Regions from separate parts of the Homo sapiens genome. Here regions 2 and 3 are each linked to region 1. A link is a contact called in ENCODE Hi-C or POLR2A ChIA-PET data. All regions are on one chromosome and are shown on one strand. Each heading gives the region's core, a stretch centred on a gene start or an enhancer-like site at or near the end of the contact. The rest is flanking DNA. Distances are from core to core; before and after follow the strand shown.

Region 1 (3,550 bases), core at 629-3,128:
TGGCTTACTGCAACCTCCGCCTCCCAGGTTCCAGCGATTCTTCTACCTCAGCCTGCCAAGTAGCTGGGATTACAAGCGCCCGCCACCATGCCCAGCTAATTTTTGTATTTTTAGTAGAGACGGGGTTTCACCATGTTGGCCAGGATGATCTCGATCTCCTGATCTGGTGACCCGCCTGCCTCAGCCTCCCAAAGTGCTGGGATTACAGGTGTGAGCCACTGCAACCGGCCTTCCATACTTCATTTTCTATTCAGAAAAGCTCAATTTTGGGTTAAATGGGCATGTCCTGGGATAATAAGAAAAAATAAAACCAATATAAGGAAGGGCATATTGATTTTTGGTTTTTTTAAATGCATGCAGGTGAGGCTGGGTTTGACAGATGTGTCCTCAGTTGTTTGTTTTTGAGACAGAGTCTCACTCTGTTACCCAGACTGGAGTGCAGTGGTGCAATCTTGGCTTACTACAGCCTCTGCCTCCTCGGTTCAAGCGATTCTTTATTCTCATGTCTCAGTTGCCCAGGTTGTTAGGATTACACAAGTGCACCCACACGCCCAGCTAATTTTTATATTTTTAGTAGTGACGGGGTTTTGCCTTGTTGGCCTGACTGGTCTCAAACTCCTGGACTCAAGTGATCCACCTGCCTCGGCCTCCCAAAGTACTGGGATTACAGGCAAAGCAAATAATGGAACAACAAAAGAACGAAGACAGGGATTTATTGAAAACAAAAGTACACTCCATAGTGGGGAAGCGAACCCACGCAGCAGCTCAAGGGCCCAGACACAGAATCTTCTGGGGTCCAAATACCCTCTAGAAGTTTCCCATTGGCCACTTTATGCTCTCTTGATGTAACTGAAGTGGTAGCCCACAATCAGTCTGAGTGGTTGCAGAAAGCAACCAATCAGAGGCCAGGGTGAAGTTAACAAAATTATACTTCTATGCAAAGGAAGACTCTCCCGCCATCAGTCTGATTGGTTGTGGACAGCAACCGTTCAGAGGCTGGAGTGAAGTTACAAAGTTGCAAACAAAGACTGGAAGGCGCTCAGTGTGATTTGTTGCAGACAGCCAATTTCCCATCTGCCATGCAGAAAAGGTCCAAGGGAACAGCCTCTGGTTCTTTTGTTACTTAGGCGTGGAAAGTTGGGGTTTTCCTTTCAATTTAGTTCTAAGAAGTCACGTGAAACAGCCATAGGTTCCCTGCCTCCAGACCCTATTCTCCTGCCTCATTTACTGCAGTCTTCTCTGCCTGCCTCTTTTAGCGACTAGCATGAGATGAGGATTCGTCTTCTAATATCCGTCACCAATCCTTCCCCTCTGTCATTTAGCGAACCACTCACTGGGCACTAGGACTTTGGGGAGAGTCCCAAGAGGCCCCTCTTCGTCCAGGGGCTACTTTTTTCTCTTCCAGCCTCCATCTCCTAACTCAAGGGGTACAGCTCAGATTATGTTTGGCGCCCAGGGACAGTGACAAACCCAGGGCCCGTGGATAGAGGAGGCATCTCACTACGCTGCACGAGGCCACCTCGCAGTAGGCAGCCCAGCCCTGCCCCAAAACCCAAGAGCCTAACCAGGAAGACAGGGGGAGGCCGCGGGCTTCATCTCCCAAGAGATGGACTACACCTCCCAGCAGGCTCTGCGCGCGGGCTGAGGATCCCTCCGCTCTTTTTCTGTCCCGCCGGCTGGGCCCCCCGCGACCAGCCAAGGGCCAAGGACAGGTCTTTCAGAATCTGAGGTACATCTTCTTATCACATTTCCGGGGAGGGACTGCTAGGAGCTCCGGAGGAAAAACGGACTTTTTTTGAGGAGAAAAGCGGAGGCAGACGGTGGATGACAACACGTCCCGCAGCTGCAGATTTTCGCGCGCTTTGGCGCAGGTGGTTGTGGGTAGCGCGCCTGGGAGGGAGAAAGAAGTCGGGGGCCGTGGCGCGCAGCCCGCGGGGCCTGAAGGGATGTTCGAGGACAAGCCCCACGCTGAGGGGGCGGCGGTGGTCGCCGCAGCCGGGGAGGCGCTACAGGCCCTGTGCCAGGAGCTGAACCTGGACGAGGGGAGCGCGGCCGAAGCCCTGGACGACTTTACTGCCATCCGAGGCAACTACAGCCTAGAGGTGAGCGGCAGCAGGTGGGGCGGCCGGACCCTACCCTCGCCAGGCCCCACCCCTGCCCCGCCCCTTCCTCGGCCTATGGGGTGGTGGGAGTTTCCCCACCTAGGAGGGTCGCTGCGCAGCCAAGCGCCGAGGGGCGGGAAAGGTGGGTGTAGCTCAGCCAATCCACCCATCATTTTGAGGCGGGAAACTGAAGCTCAGGAAAGGAGCGGCCTAGGTCCCGCGCCGCTCAGACCCCAGGCTTCCTGACCACACTTCCCTCTACCCCGCCAAGCGCCACAAAAGTCATGGTGCTGCCCTTAAATCAGTAAGAACAAATATAATGGTAAAGTGAAAATGAACTGCATGCCAAGACATCACTGCCCAGAGCTTTAAATGGACCCTCAGTTCCGTCTGAACCCCTTCTGTGATCCCCATTTCACGCAAGAGGAAGCGGAGCCCTAGACGGGTTAAGCTACAGGCCCAAGGTCACACGGTTAGAGATGGAGCCAGACCCAGGGTCTGAGCCGTTTAACCTCCACCCTCTGCTTCACCAGGGTGGAGCTGCCGGTCGCTGTGCAGCAGTTTGATCAAAGCCAATGTGCACACGAAGCTGATCTCAGCCCTACGTTTCCTCCTCCGTCAGAGCATCGTCCTGATGCTTTGCATCAGTGTCTGGCTCTGAATAAAACAAATGTCAGTTATAATTACTTGATTTTTTTCCCCATCATTCTTGCATTTTATCCTCGCAACAGCCCTGTGAACATGGCATGGCAATGAGTATTAGACTGCTTTCCAGGTGATAATGGCAAGGCTCAGAAGGTTGTCTTGCCTAGGATTATTCTAATATAGAAACCCAGGCTGGGCGTGGCGGCTCACGCCTATAATCCCAGCACTTTGGGAGGCCAAGGCGGGCGGATCACTTGAGGCCAGGAGTTCGAGACTAACCTGGGCAACACGGCGAAACCCCATCTCTACTAAAAAAATACAAAAACTAGCTGGGTGTGGTGGCGCCTGCCTGTAATCTAGCTACTCGGGAGGCTGAGGCAGGAGAATTGCTTAAACCCAGGAGGCATAGGCCGCAGTGAGTGGAGATCACACCACTGCACTCCAGCCTGGGTGACAGCAAGACTCTATCTAAAAACAGAGAAAGAAACCCAGACGAGCATAAGCCCAGTGTAGACAGAATTGTGATGGAGTGTATTTCATGTAGCACCACTGGCCTCATGTTCAAAGGCTTTCATGTGCCAAGGGCGCTGGACCCACTCCCAGGGTGCACCACTGACTCACCACCCAGTGAAATAATTGCTGGGTTCAAAGGCATAGAGTTGGAAAAGTGTCGATTGTATGTGTGCCTATATATGAAGGAGTAGTACCTGAAAAAAGTGTCTTCAGAACTGGATAGACTGGGTAAAGGACAATGGTCCACATCCGTGGGTGGCATGACTGGAGAGCTGTGGGAAGAATAAGAA
Region 2 (3,550 bases), core at 580-3,079, 500 kb after region 1:
GACTCTCTGGGCGTGAGGTCTGGGAATATGCATCTTTGTAAGCTTTCCTGATGATCTTGATGGATATTTAGGCTTGAGAATTACTTCTCTGGGTAATTAGGCCCAATTCTGCCACTTAAAAGCTGTGTGGTATGGGGTAAGTTATTTTACAGGTTGTTTTTCCCTCAGCTGTGTGCTGAGCAAGGATAGATAGTAACGTATAGATTATCCTATTTCATCCTCCCAAGAGGTAAGTATTACTATTCCCACTTTATTGATGATGAAAACTGAAGTTTGGAGTAGTGAACTGTCTTGCCTATGGTCATGACAGCTAATCAGTGACAGACCAAGAATTTGAAACCAGGCTTGGGTCATAGAGAAATGCCTTTGAAATCAGTAACACTGACAGCAGTGATGGTTATTTCTGCATCCTTCGAGTGCCACACCTTATCCTCTGCAGCTCTAGTGCATAACATAGCAAGGATACAGCCATACAAGGCAGACCTGGCCTCTGCCATATGGAGTTTTCATGTAGCAGCTTTCTTTTCTTTTTTTTTTTTTTGAGACGGAGTTTTGCCTTGTCACCCAGGCTAGAGTACAGTGGTGCGATCTCGGCTCACTCCAACCTCTGCCTCCCGGGTTCAAGCGATTCTCCTGCCTCAGCCTCCCGAGTAGCTGGGATTACAGGTGCCTGCCACCGCGCCAGGCTAATTTTTGTAATTTTAGTAGAGATGGGGTTTCACCATCTTGGCCAGGCTGGTCTCGAACTCCTGACCTCGTGATCTACCAGCCTTGGCCTCCCAAAGAGCTGGGATTACACGTATGAGCCACCGTGCCCAGCCCATGTAGCAGCTTTCAAGCTAGACTGTACTTTTAAAATCCAGAGTCCTCAGTCTTACCCCAGAGATGCTTATTCCTAGGGCTAAGTTGAGGCAAAAAAAAAAAAAAAAAAAAAAAAAAAGGTTCTAAGCCTGGGGGCCATGGAGAAACTACCATTCAAAAACAGTGGAAAGGAAGAGGACTTCCCTGACCACCCATCTAGAGGATGGCAGATCCCCTCCCCACCAATCACTACCATTACCTTTATTTTATTTTATTTTATTTTTGAGACAGAGTCTCACTCTGTCGGCCAGGCTGGAGTGCAGCGGCGCCATCTCAGCTCACTGCAACCTCCGCCTCCCTGGTTCAAGTGATTCTTCTGCCTCAGCCTCCCAAGTAGCAGGGACTACAAGCATGCACCACCACGCCACCCGGCCACCTTTTTAAACAAAACAAAACAAAAAAAATATTAATGCAAAGTCCAAAATCGATACCCAAAAGCTTGAAGCATCATCTTAGCCCTATTAAGAACAAGGGTATAGGCTGAGTGCGGTGGCTCACGTCTGTAATCCCAGCACTTTGGGAGGCTGAGGCAGGCGGATCATGAGGTCAGGAGTTTGAGACCAGCCTGACCAACATGGTGAAACCCCGTCTCTACTTAAAATACAAAAATTAGCCAGGGGTGGTGGTGCGTGCGTGTAATCCCAGCTACTCAGGAGGCTGAGACAGGAGAATCACTTGAACCCAGGAGACGGAGGTTGCAGTGAGCCGAGATTGCACTGCTGCACTCAAGCCTGGGCGACAGAGCAAGAATCTGTCTCAAAAAAAAAAGAACAAGGGTATAGAGAGGCGGCCAGGCTATACATAGCCAGCCCAAAGAGACAGCGGGTATTCACGACCAGGGCAGATACATTTAAAAGCTGTTTCCTGAATGAGACTCTAATAAAAAAGGTGGATGTCCTTAGATCATGTTCCCAGCGTCACAGGAGGGGCCCTAGCCACATTATCCCGCAGTTCACTTTCATTATCTAGAGTGCTTGCTCACTCCAGGGCTCATTTGAAGCTTGATGCAGAAGACACTTTTGGTTTCAGTTCCTTTTATTTTTTTTTGAGACAGTCTCGCTCTGTCGCCCAGGCTGGAGTGCAGTGGCATGATCTCGGCTCACTGCAACCTCCGCCTCCAGGGTTCAAGCGATTCTCCTGCCTCAGCCTCCCGAGTAGCTGGGATTACAGGGGTGCGCCATTCCCACCCCACCAATTTTTGTATTTTTAGTAGAGACGGGGTTTCACCATGTTGGCTAGGCTGGTCTTGAACTCCTGACCTCAAAAGTGATCTGCCCGCCTCAGCCTCCCAAAATGCTGGAATTACAAGCATGAGCCACCACGCCCGGCCGATGTGAATTGAATATTAAACTTACTTTGAAAAGCTGTAACAGCATGTGCCTATTCTGCTGAGCTCCAGGGCCAAGTGTGCAGTTTGAGAGATACTGAGAGAGAAATGGGGGAAAATCAGGACCTTGGGTGAATGGCTGAGGGAGCTGAGGCTCTTTAATCTGGGAAACTTGAGTGGGGAGGCTCTCTCTCCAAATTCCTGAAGGAGAGTGACCTGTAGGAGAGACCACCAAGATTTCATTCACAGAAGAAACTTCTTGTGCTGAGCCCACAGCACTGTTCTAGACAGCTAGATGATACTATGTTAGTAAGTGACCACTATATTACTTCAGGTAGGTTCTGGGCAGACCTGAGTGACCCTGAAGGAAAACAGACTTGAATTTGAATTCGAGCTCCATATTTATATGGGCTATATGAGTTCAGGCAAGTATCTGAAATCCCTACTCAGTTTCTCTTTTTTTTTAGAATAAAAAAAAATTAAAAAAACGATGGGGTCTTGGGGTCTCATTCAGTCACCCAGGCTGGAGTGCAGTGGTCCAATCACAGCTCATTGCAGCCTCAAACTCCCAGGCTTAAGTGATCCTCCAGCCTCAGCCTTGGAGTAGCTGGGACTGTAGGCACAAGCCACAGCCCACTCAGTTTCTTTACCTAGGGCATCTCACTTTCATGTGTGTGTGTACAAAAATTAAGAAATTGGGGCTGGGCACAGTGACTCACGCCTGTAATTGCAGCACTTTGGGAGGCCGAGGTGGGTGGATCACGAGGTCAGGAGATCGAGATCATCCTGGCCAACACGGTGAAACCCCGTCTCTACTAAAAAATACAAAAAATTAGCCGGGCATGGTGGCGCACTCCTGTAGTCCCAGCTATTTGGGAGGCTGAGGTAGGAGAATCACTTGAACCTGGGAGGCGGAGGTTGCAGTGAGCCAAGATTGTGCCACTGCACTCCAGCCTAGCAAGAGAGAGAGACTCCGTTTCAAAAAAAAAAAAAAAAAAAAGAGACTGAACATAGCACAGACCCAGACCCAGGCACACTCAACCAAACTCAGTTTCCCACTGTTGCAGACCTTGGTTTTTATAGTTTGGGCTGCAGTTAGTGTATTGTCATTTCAGTATGGCAGAAACGTATTAACAGCTAGTTTAAGCAAAAAGGGGAATTCACTAGCTTACATAATAGAGAAGTTTACAGGTGGTCCTGGTTTCAGACATGACTGGAGCTTCCATCTCATAGCTGCTTCTCTCTGTGCCGGGTTCACACTGCAGTCATGCTTGTTTCTTACCGAGAGAGGGGGAGGACAAAGTTGCCAGTTCCTCAAGGTTACATCCTCACCACTTAGCAACCCCAGAGCTTAACTGTTGA
Region 3 (3,550 bases), core at 584-3,083, 350 kb after region 1:
GTTCTGGGATTACAGGCGTGAGCCACTGCGCCCGGCCATGAATTTTCATTTTATCCTCAATTTCCTCATCTGTAAAATGGGGACAGATTATCTCTCTAAAGATGATTATACCCTCCCCCTTTTTATTTATTACATTGTATTGCATTTTTTGCTTATAAGGATTTCTTCAAACTCAAGAAGTATGTTTTGTGTCTTCAACAGTAAAATACGATAGAACAAAGAAAAATAATACTTACTGAGCTCTAAGCATTTTACATGCATATTATCATTCAGTCTTTGCCACAACCTTGTAACTTCTATTTCTGGGTGTGTGACATAGATGAGGAATTCGGGCATGGAGAGGTGTGGAGAGACTTAATTGTCTAACCAAGGACATAGGGATAAATAGTGGATGGTGAACTAGAACTAATTTGAATTCAGTAAATGTTAACGAACATAAACCATAAAATAAATGGCTGTGCTCAATTAATGTTAGTTTTCCTTCCAACTAAATTCAGTTCAAGAATTGTGCTTGATGAATAACAATATTATTGCTGCCCTCTGAGATGTTTGGTAATATTCATTTGTTCAGTTTGCCTTAATTAAAAGAATATGCTTTTAGTGGCCGGGCGTGGTGGCTCACACCTGTAATCCCAGCACTTTGGGACGCAGAAGCAGGCGGATTGCTTGAGGTCAGGAGTTTGAGACCAGCTTGGCCAACATGGTGAAACCCCATCTCTACTAAAAAAAAAAAAATACAAAAATTACCCAGGCATGGTGGCGCCCGCCTCTAGTCCCAGCTACTTGGGAGGCTGAGGGACTTGGGAACCTGAGCCGAGATGGCGACACTGGCTCGGGTTAAAAGGGCGTGGTGGCTCACACACCTGTAATCCCAGCACTTTGGGAGGCCGAGGCGGGCAGATGACGAGGTCAAGAGATCGAGACCATCCTGGCCAACACGGTGAAAACCCGTCTCTACTAATAATAGAAAAATTAGCCAGGCCCGGTGGCACACGCCTACAGTGCCAGCTACTCGGGAGGCTGAGGCAGGAGAATCGCTTGAACCCAGGAGGCAGAGGTTGCAGTGAGCCGAGATCGCGCTAGTGCACTCCAGCCTGGCGACAGAGTGAGACTCCGTCTCAAAAAACAAAACAAAACAAAACAAAAAAACTTTTAGTCAGTGGTACTTAATGGTAAAGAAATAATAGATAATAAATAGAGGAAGAGTGTGTCCTGTACATTTTGGTGTTAAATTGTTGGGTCATTAAGTTTAATATCTGCAATCATTCTGGGAAAAAAAATTCCATCTCTAATGTTGCATTCAAGAAAGTAGATGATTTGGCTGACGGTTGTAATAGGGGTGATACAATGGAGGACTGGTAATTCGGAGCCCTGAGTCTTGGACTCTAGTTCTTAAATTACTATGTTCATTCACCAAAAATTTACTAAGCTCTTTCCACGTGCCGAGCACTGTGCTAGGCGCCCTGTGACCTTGGGTATGGCTCTAGGTCACCTTAAAAGGAGGATGCCATACCCTGCAAGAGCTCTTAGGGGCTTCATAAGGATGCGACTCAGGGAACTGAGGGAAGCGCTCCAGACGCAGAGCTCAATGGCCCTGCCGCCCAGCGCCTCCAAAATCTGAGATTCTTCTCTGAGGAAACTCCGCAGCAAGAAAAACTACATCAAAGATGGCGCCGCCGGCCTCTCCTGGCTCAGCCACCATCTTCTCGGTAGTTCCCGAGGTGGACGGGCACAGCACTCATGCGCCGCCCTGGCGTCCTCGGCGCGCCTGCGCGGACCGCAGCACCTCCCCCGCCCCTCTCGCCGCCGCCGCCGCCGCCGCCGCCGCCGCCGCCGCCGCCGCTGCTGCTGCACTGACGGCGGGTGCCCGCGCCTCAGGTGAGTGAGCGCCTCCGCCCGGCCCGCGGGGGGCGCGCGGCGCCGCATTCGGGGGCGTCGCTCCTTTGCCCTGCTCCTTCCCCGCATCATCTCCGCGGCACGGCGAGGCCCTGGTGGCCCGTGCTGCTTGCCTCCCCCGTGCCCCCGGGGCCCTCTGCCCCGCCCCGCCCGCCCGCCGGACCCAGGTCAGCCCGGCTTTCCTCGGCCGCTCCCCGCGCCCAGCCCGCCGGCGACAGCGTGTGGGTAGCAAGAGAGCCTCCCTCCGGGCTCAACACCCTGGGTCACAGGGACGCCCCCCGCAGGCGCGAACCCTTCTCTCGCTCTGGCTCTGCAGGCGGCAGAGCTTGGTGGGCCTTGGGGTTGCTCATCCATCTACCTCGCCCGCTCCAAGAGCCCAGATGCTTGGAAGAGGGGCCGTGAGCAGCCCTTGCACCCGTCCGGCCCCAGAGCAGCAGAGGGCATCCTCTAACGGGACCCTACGACTACCCTACCGGGGAGAGGCTTCTTAGCCCCACTTAACAGCCGAGGAAACTGAGGCACGGAAAGGTGAAGTGCCATGCCCAAGGTCACGCAGCTGACAAGTGGCAGGGTCAGCTCTCAACTCAGGGTCTCGGGCTCTCAGGCCAGTGCGGTTGGAATTTGATCTCGTACCTTTGAAAAAATTTTGAAATCACTTGTCATCTCTGAAGTTGCTCTCGAACGTCGTAAAAGTAGGCTGCACAAAAAAGATTTTCTTGTTGTCGGAGTACAATTGAGGTGTTACTGTAATAATAATAGTGTTATTAATATAAGAGCTAACGTTCTTCCACCGCTCGCTGTGTGCCAGGGATCTTGCTAAGCATTTTATTAAGATAACCTCGCATAACCACCTCTGCACTTCCCAATCCAAATGCTTCCCCCTTCCTTGTCATGAAGCCCTTTTTTTCTTCCTGCAGAGCTGGCCTCCCTATCACAGGTAGACTAGGAGCCCCGTGGATTAGGAAGCAGGGAAGCTTTCCTTTGGTGGCTTACTGACAGAACAAGAGTGATCCTTGCCTGCTGGCATCCAGATCACCCCCGCCGCGCCCCCCCCCCCCCTTACCCTGGCCCTCAGGGGATATTATTAGCCTTCCTTTCCTGCCAAGAGAGCAGGACTGGGCTGACTGGGCTAGCTGGGCGGGCTGGACTTGGAGGTGACAGAGCAGATTTGGCTAGCACTCACCTCATTCCGGGGCTTTCTGTCCGAGGCTTTCTGCCTTTGCCCCAAGGTTGGGCTTGAACATTTCAGTATTTAAGATAAAGCAAGAAGAGAAAGAGAACATTGATAGAGTGGTGCTGAATTTAAGAAGCCTCCCATGATTTAAAGTTCCAAATGAACAGCTATAAAAATATGTGAATGTTTCTCCCCCAAAATAACTAGCTCAAACTGTCGTTTTTCTCCCTTAGCAAATCCTCCTCCACATTTCAAAGGCTCCACTAAATCACCACCTTCTCTGTGAAGCCTTCCCTGCTTGATTTTCCCAATTAGAATTACACGTTCACAAAACAGGGTCTTAGCCTCAGTCTTACCCTGCGGACTTCTAGCCCCTTGAGGGCATGGTCCATCTTTGCAGCTCCAGATGCCTGGCTCACAGTAGATCCTTGGTAAGGACTCAGTTAATTTCCACCCCCCCTTTTCATTACTCAAAGCGTG

The links. Hi-C counts contacts between places; a loop is a spot of excess contacts on that map. ChIA-PET counts read pairs that join two places held with the same protein, here RNA polymerase II (POLR2A). Pooled maps may share reads with other maps.
Region 2: a pooled map shows a loop between it and region 1 (5-fold over the local background). The contact joins the enhancer-like site here to the promoter of RBL1 in region 1. A Hi-C loop is called at or near these places in 1 of 168 maps with a recorded cell type or tissue (naive thymus-derived CD4-positive, alpha-beta T cell), 6 of 37 single-sample maps with no recorded cell type and 11 of 50 pooled maps. POLR2A ChIA-PET finds 5 or more read pairs at or near these places in 4 of 52 experiments (GM12878, SK-N-SH, activated B cell and 1 more).
Region 3: a map of CD8-positive, alpha-beta T cell shows a loop between it and region 1 (8-fold over the local background). The contact joins the promoter of NDRG3 here to the promoter of RBL1 in region 1. A Hi-C loop is called at or near these places in 2 of 168 maps with a recorded cell type or tissue (CD8-positive, alpha-beta T cell and naive thymus-derived CD4-positive, alpha-beta T cell), 1 of 37 single-sample maps with no recorded cell type and 8 of 50 pooled maps. POLR2A ChIA-PET finds 5 or more read pairs at or near these places in 4 of 52 experiments (H1, Panc1, T-cell and 1 more).

The regions. Positions count from the first base shown.
Region 1 is chr20:37,094,325-37,097,874 of GRCh38, reverse strand. RBL1 (RB transcriptional corepressor like 1) reads left to right here and starts at 1,878. Exons shown (of 22, transcript NM_002895.5): 1 at 1,878-2,102. The coding sequence starts at 1,947. RefSeq lists enhancers at 1,420-1,469, 1,590-1,859, 1,510-2,186, 2,420-2,519 and a silencer at 2,090-2,149.
Region 2 is chr20:36,594,175-36,597,724 of GRCh38, reverse strand. All of the region lies in intron 2 of TGIF2-RAB5IF (TGIF2-RAB5IF readthrough), which reads right to left. Among named protein-coding and RNA genes, the nearest start is that of RAB5IF, 9.8 kb to the left of the region's middle. RefSeq lists an enhancer at 1,637-2,006. Within about 2 kb of position 1,829, at least 8 of the 41 ENCODE cell types and tissues checked have a DNase peak (open chromatin) inside an H3K27ac peak, as active enhancers do; they include GM12878, where a contact is called at or near this core.
Region 3 is chr20:36,744,373-36,747,922 of GRCh38, reverse strand. NDRG3 (NDRG family member 3) reads left to right here and starts at 1,833. Exons shown (of 16, transcript NM_032013.4): 1 at 1,833-1,878. RefSeq lists enhancers at 1,580-1,679, 1,404-2,370 and silencers at 1,790-1,989, 2,020-2,209.